2 separate regions of the Homo sapiens genome follow, and region 2 is linked to region 1. A link is a contact called in ENCODE Hi-C or POLR2A ChIA-PET data. All regions are on one chromosome and are shown on one strand. Each heading gives the region's core, a stretch centred on a gene start or an enhancer-like site at or near the end of the contact. The rest is flanking DNA. Distances are from core to core; before and after follow the strand shown.

Region 1 (2,983 bases), core at 278-2,777:
ATGAGGGCAAGCAGAGGTGGGGAGGAAAAAGGGCCTTAACTAAATGTCATGGTCCCACCCATGAGTCCCTCTGCAGAGGAAGAGAAGGGAACTCTATTTCCAGGCAGAGGCAAAATGAGTACTGGCCTAGAGGCCTAGGTAATAAGGATGATTCCGTTCGGCTTGTCGGCTGCCAGGTGAGCCTTCCACCTCTGGCCTCCCAGGTGAGTGACAGTGTCAAGGCAAAATCCTTTGACTATTAGCCGCCAAGACTAAACTATGCGGTCAAGACCGACTCTCCCAAATGTGGGCTGTTTGTCTAATTCAGAGCCAAGGCGATATCAAAGATGCCACTGTGCCCACTGAATGAGGAACACAGGGACCGTCCCCCCAATACAGAAACATCTCTGCTTCCTGAAATGCCATCACTACCAATTCATTCTTTCAGGCTTGGTTTCCAGTTCAAATGCAGGTACCTCTGAGCTCGGTGGAAGCTTTAAGGCTGCATTTACACCTTTAGATCTTTTCCTAAGGAGCAGCTGTTGATGTGGGAGAAGGTGGAAAAGGCCCAAATAAATGAGGCCAGTGGGGTGAAGCGGTAGGCTGAGGGGGCCGTTCTCAGCTTGGGGAGGGGAAGCTGCAGCCTCTGTCGGAGCCTGAAGTCAAGCTTCATTTAAGTTGGGGAGATGTGTGGGCAAAAATCTGCGGCCTTTTCGTATCGATGGATCGGGTCCTTTCCCCACACCAAGCACTTTCTTCTCGGGGCTTGGGTCACACAGACAAAAACACCTTTAAAAGGGTCTCTCTCTTCCTAAGCCAGCCTAAGCAAAAGTTTCCAAATTGGAGGACGGTGGAAATGGTTAGGACTCATCTCTCTGGAGAGCTTTTCATTCCTTTCCTCCAAATCCTTTGCTGCATTCCACCTCCTCGCCCGGTCCAATCCGGAAAGCCTCTCGGACCAGGGCTGCGGACCACAAAACTGCATCTTGCAGGGCGGTAACCCCAAGAGAACGTGAAAAGCATTGGGGCTGCACTCTGGGGGCCATAGAGGTGGCCCACCGCCCCGAGGGGTCCCCAGGTGATCGACAAGGGGGCCGTCCCTACTCCAGGGCCCCGAGTCCAGGCAGCAGGGCGGCGTCGGGCCGCGGCTCCCCCACCCCACCCCCGTCCGGTCTCCCGGTTCCCCGGCCCCGCCCGGCTCTTACTTGCGGTAGGCGGCGAGCTGCACGGCGCTGCAGGGGAAGAGGCGCAGGCACGCCACCGCGTTCCCCTTCCACAGGGCCCGGAGCCCCTCTGCCCGCCACACCCGGTGCCCTGTGGCCCACGGTCCCCGGGCGTGGCCTCGCACGACGCCAACCTGGGCCAGCACGGTGGCGAGCTCCAGGGGCGCGGTGAGGCTGAGGCTGAGCGTCCCCGCCAGCCCAGCGCACAGCAGCCTTTGGCCGCCTGTCAGTCGGCCGTCCCGCCTCCACGTAGCCATCGAGCCCCGACCCGGGCCCGGAAGACCGCGTGGCTCGGGCCTGGGGCTCTCCGGCCACGGGCGGAGGTGGCGGGCCCCAGGCCCCGCCCGGCATGGGGCGGGCCCGCGTGAGGGACGGGAAGCCCCGTCTACGCCCTAGCCTGGCCCGAGGCTGGTCGGGGGTGGGGCGCGAGGGCCTGGAGGGTCCGGGGTCCGAGGCCGCGGATATCATGGGCATAGTCTCCCCAGTTGGCAAGGCTCGAGTAGCGACTTTCAGTTGCGAAACAGTTACTGTTCTCTCAAGGCCCAGCCTGCTAGACATCTTGCTTCCTAAATGTTCAGTGCGCCCCCGCCGCCCCTCCCTGCCTCTCCTCTGGTTTGCCCCTTTTCTCCCTTTCACGTGCCACTTCTCTGTCTTCCTCCCCTGGCGCTTCCCTCCTCCTCCTCTTGCCTCCAACCCATTTTTTTTTCCTGCCTAACCAAAAAGCCTTGATGGTTTCCCAGTGCAGAAGGTAAAAAATTCTAACAACCACAGTTGCTATCTCTCAGGCACTTGTCAAGTACTGGGCTTTACAGACGTTCTCATGTAATCCTCAAAACGGCCCTAAGTACGTATGTCCTCATTGACAGAGGCTGTGTGGGTGTGGGGACTTGAATCTGGACTCTTGAACCTGTGTAAGATTCTTGGCTCTGCAGCTTACCAGCTGTGGGACCTTGGGGAAGTCACTCAACCTCTCTGTGTGTCAGTTGCTTTATAAAACAGAGATTATAATTTTTTCCTCCTAGGGGTTGTTGTAAGGATTAATGAACAATGACTGGTATGGGTAAGCAGTTTATATGTGTTAGTTCTGATTAGGTATTCATTTACAGGAGAGGAAACCAAGACACAGAGAGGACTTGCTCAGGCTCACACAGCTACCTACAAAGCAGAGACCGGTTTGAAATCTAGGGCGGTTTATGTCAGTTTCCACTAACGGCTACACTATATGTCTACTAGGACTGCAGAGTTAACTCCAGTAGGGACATTTTCAGTGGTTCTGTAAGCTAAGAGAACAATAGAGGCAAAGAATGGCTAAGAGAGGCTTGGCCAGAATCCGAGGATTCTTTAATCAGTTCAAAAATTTCAGAATTTCAGAATTTCTTTCTGTCTCTTTTTTTTCTAAAAAAGCCATGTCACTAATAATTACAAGGAAAGGAACTGTCAGCAGTCTGTTGGTGTGAGCAAGATGTTCCGGGTACATAGTTGTTTTTAGGCTTGTATAGTTATTTACATTTACTAACACACAATGCTATAGGAACGTTTTCTAAAAGGCATTGCAGGGTTTCTCCTTTTTTATTTTTCACTGTCAATCTCACTTGAGTATGACATTACAAGGTTTTGACTGTGAGAACTTGTTCTAGTTGCAGAAGCCATACTCTGCTCTCAACAATTGGGGAATGCTTATTTTCATGTTTTGTGAATTCTTCTGTCTTGTTGTAAGCTAATTTGATGGCTGGGGGAAGCTTGAGAAAGATGTATGACTCTGAAGACCGGAGGACCCCGAC
Region 2 (2,983 bases), core at 158-2,657, 74 kb after region 1:
GGCTCAATCTGGGAATGAGGTACAAAGAACACAGTGTTTGGCCAAGGCAGAGGGATGTGAAGGCCCCTCTCAGTAGAGGTTGGCCATCTATTTGGGGGTGACTTGATCAGCCTAAGAAAGAGCAGGATTGGACATGTCCCCTCCTGCCTTTCACTTCCTCCCTGCTAAATGGGGTGAGGTAAGATCAGTACTGGAGGTAGTGTCTTGCTCCAAAATTTCCCGTATTGTGTCTTTTGGGTTTCTTATTGTGCAACATTGGATCCTATGGGTATAAAGTACACAGTGAGGTGCTGGGTGGAGTTGAGGCCAGCTGAGTCTAGTGAGGAATGGTGAAAGATGAGGTGGGTATACATGAAAAAGGGGAAGCTGGAGGCAAAGGTGACAGGGTTCATAATCTCCAGATATGTAACTGGGCCCTGGGAGTGGTCCTTGGGTATGTAATAGCAGCAGGTGGAGCAGACACTGTAGTAGGAGAACTTGATGAAATATTTGGAAAATGCAGATGTCCCTTTGGCCTTCCTGGGGGAATCTAGAATGCTTCCAGTTAGCCACAAGACTCTTATTGTTCAATCCCCATATGCCTGCTGGGTACAATTGTTCACTGTACAAGGGAATCTGGTTGAGAGGATCAGTAAGGATTGAAATCCAGCCTTCGCTGTACTCACCAATTCATGCAACCTGGTGCAGAGGTGTGCATCTGGAGAGCCTTTTTCAAATTTGCACGCAGTCACCTCATGGCCTATGGGCAGCCATGACCCTCACATCCAGTACAGTGTCTGGTGCATAATAGATAATTGACATCTGTTGACCGAAAGCAAAAGATGGTGATGCAGCTGGTTGGTATGAGAAAGAAAGCTGCAATGACTATGAAAAAGGGTCCTCTAATAGATGGGTGCAGAGTATGGTAAGCAAATTTAGCATTTGGGAGGTGTGTGTCCCAGTTATCTTATTTGTTGAAGGTGAATGACAACCAGAAGTCTCCTCCAAAATCTATCTGGCTGTTGTTCAGTTTGATTGTTGTGGGCAATGGACAAGTGGATTTGGACATGGTGGATCAGAAGTGTGCTCTATAGAAACTTTGCACAAATTGGGCTCCCCAGTCAGATGTTACAGGGTAGGCTGTCTTAGAGGTGGAACAATTATGTCTCTGAAGAATAAGGTAGAGATAACTGGGGCAGAAAGTGGTCCAGCTGAAGAGAGAAAGTGGGTTGTTCTCATGAAGGTGTTGACTTCAATGATTATTATGCTATGACCACAGTTGGCAGAGAGTTGGTGAGGAATGTAAGGAACGTCTCCTAGGAATGCTTGGTGATTGAGGGAGGATGGGGTAGCTCTGTTGAGCTTCTTTAGCCTTTTTTGTTTTCCTGTGGCCAAAAACATGCCTCAGTGTAGTACAGGATGTTGAGTAAGTCAAGGTGCTTCATGCTGTGTGTTTCAAAAGAGCATTGGTAACGAGCTACAATAGCATCGTAGCACAGACTTAGGACCTACATATAGGGCTTTGCTGTCAGGTATGAACAGGCAGTTCTGCCTATGTAGTGGGTCTCCCTTCACTATGCTTCTCTGGAGACCCCACCTTGAGATGAGCCTGGATCTCTTCCTGGTGCTGCTGGACACGGGTTAGGGAATCATAGGGAAAGAAAGTGGTACTTGAACATTTTCCAACAAGTCACTTTGCAGCATGTCTTCCTTGTGCTGGGAACAATCACTTGGAAATGCTCTCTGGGTAAATCTGAGGCAGGTAGGTAATTATTGCTTTGGGCTAAGGGTGTAACAAGATCTTTTGTGGTTTGACAAAGACTGCCTCTCCGCAAATTCCTTGGTTTGTTGAGCTGGTTGCTGGGGAGGAAGTATGTAAATTTGCATAGGGGCCAGGGAGCCTCCTTGGAAGAAAGGGATTATGAAACCCCGTCTCTACTAAAAATACAAAAAAAATCAGCCAGGTGTGGTGGTGCATACCTGTAATCCCAGCTACTCGGGAGGCTGAGGCAGGAGAATCGCTTGAACCCAGGAGGCGGAGGTTGTGGTGAGCGAAGACCGTGCCATTGCACTGTAGCCTGGGCAACAAGAGTGAAACTCTGTCTCAAAAAAAAAAAAAAGAAAAGAAATCCTATACGTTTCTCATATAAAAAAGTATTTTAGCTCAAATTTTACTTCTTCAGAGAGGCCTTCCCTGATCACTCAAGTTATTATCACTTTATTTTGTTTTATAATTTTCATTGCACTTAATATTTGTACCTATCTTTTTGGGGAAACAATTTACTTGTCTATTGTATACCTTTGCCCACTAGAATATGAGTTCCTTGAGGGCAGGAATATTCTCCGCCTTGTCTATCCTGTATCCCTGTGCTTCGAATCATGCCTGGTACAATAATAATGTTCTATAAGTATTTGCTGAAGGAATGAATGACTGAATGGAATAGCTATGTGGGAGGTTACAAAATTAAAAGTACAAAGATTCTTCCTGCTCTTACCCTCAGTCTTACTAATCAGAGTATCATTTGATACCTTTGAGCTTCTTTTGACCATTTCTGGGATTTTTTTTTCTGTTGGTTATTTCCATAATTCTTAATAAGATGCTTTTACTTTGAAATCTTGATTTATTTCCTTTAAGCAGTATTGACTTTCCTCTTTTTTGTTAGCTCCTCAATTGTTTACCATTAACACTTTGCATAATGTACTTAAGCTTCCATTTACACTTACTTCTTGAGGCTTACTGTGTCAAATGAAGAAATTACTCCCCACTCCTCCTGGTTATTTGAGTACTTTAACATTGTTAAAGTTTAAACCATTTTCATATTTACATTCCATTCTATAACTATATTTGTCTTTCATACTTTTTCTATAGGTTGATTCTGAAAGCCAATAAACATCACTTACAAAATTATAATTTTGTAAATGTTATTAGTTGCAGAAAACAGAATGTGTGATTTGATCACTGGAGGAGATGTAATCCTGTATCCCTATACCTAGGCCACTTGAA

The links. A loop is a pair of places that touch in the nucleus more often than their neighbours do. ChIA-PET counts read pairs that join two places held with the same protein, here RNA polymerase II (POLR2A). Pooled maps may share reads with other maps.
Region 2: a map of PC-9 shows a loop between it and region 1 (11-fold over the local background). The contact joins the enhancer-like site here to the promoter of SLC25A43 in region 1. A Hi-C loop is called at or near these places in 1 of 168 maps with a recorded cell type or tissue (PC-9) and 1 of 50 pooled maps. POLR2A ChIA-PET finds 5 or more read pairs at or near these places in 2 of 52 experiments (HEK293 and activated CD4-positive, alpha-beta T cell).

What each region holds. Positions count from the first base shown.
Region 1 is chrX:119,397,880-119,400,862 of GRCh38, reverse strand. It overlaps SLC25A43 (solute carrier family 25 member 43), which reads right to left and starts at 1,527. Exons shown (of 5, transcript NM_145305.3): 1 at 1,185-1,527. The coding sequence starts at 1,459. RefSeq lists a silencer at 1,004-1,663.
Region 2 is chrX:119,324,000-119,326,982 of GRCh38, reverse strand. It overlaps LINC03098 (long intergenic non-protein coding RNA 3098), which reads right to left. Exons shown (of 4, transcript NR_110396.1): 2 at 1,960-2,078; 3 at 666-801. Among named protein-coding and RNA genes, the nearest start is that of LINC03098, 34 kb to the right of the region's middle. Within about 2 kb of position 1,407, at least 2 of the 41 ENCODE cell types and tissues checked have a DNase peak (open chromatin) inside an H3K27ac peak, as active enhancers do; they include PC-9, where a contact is called at or near this core.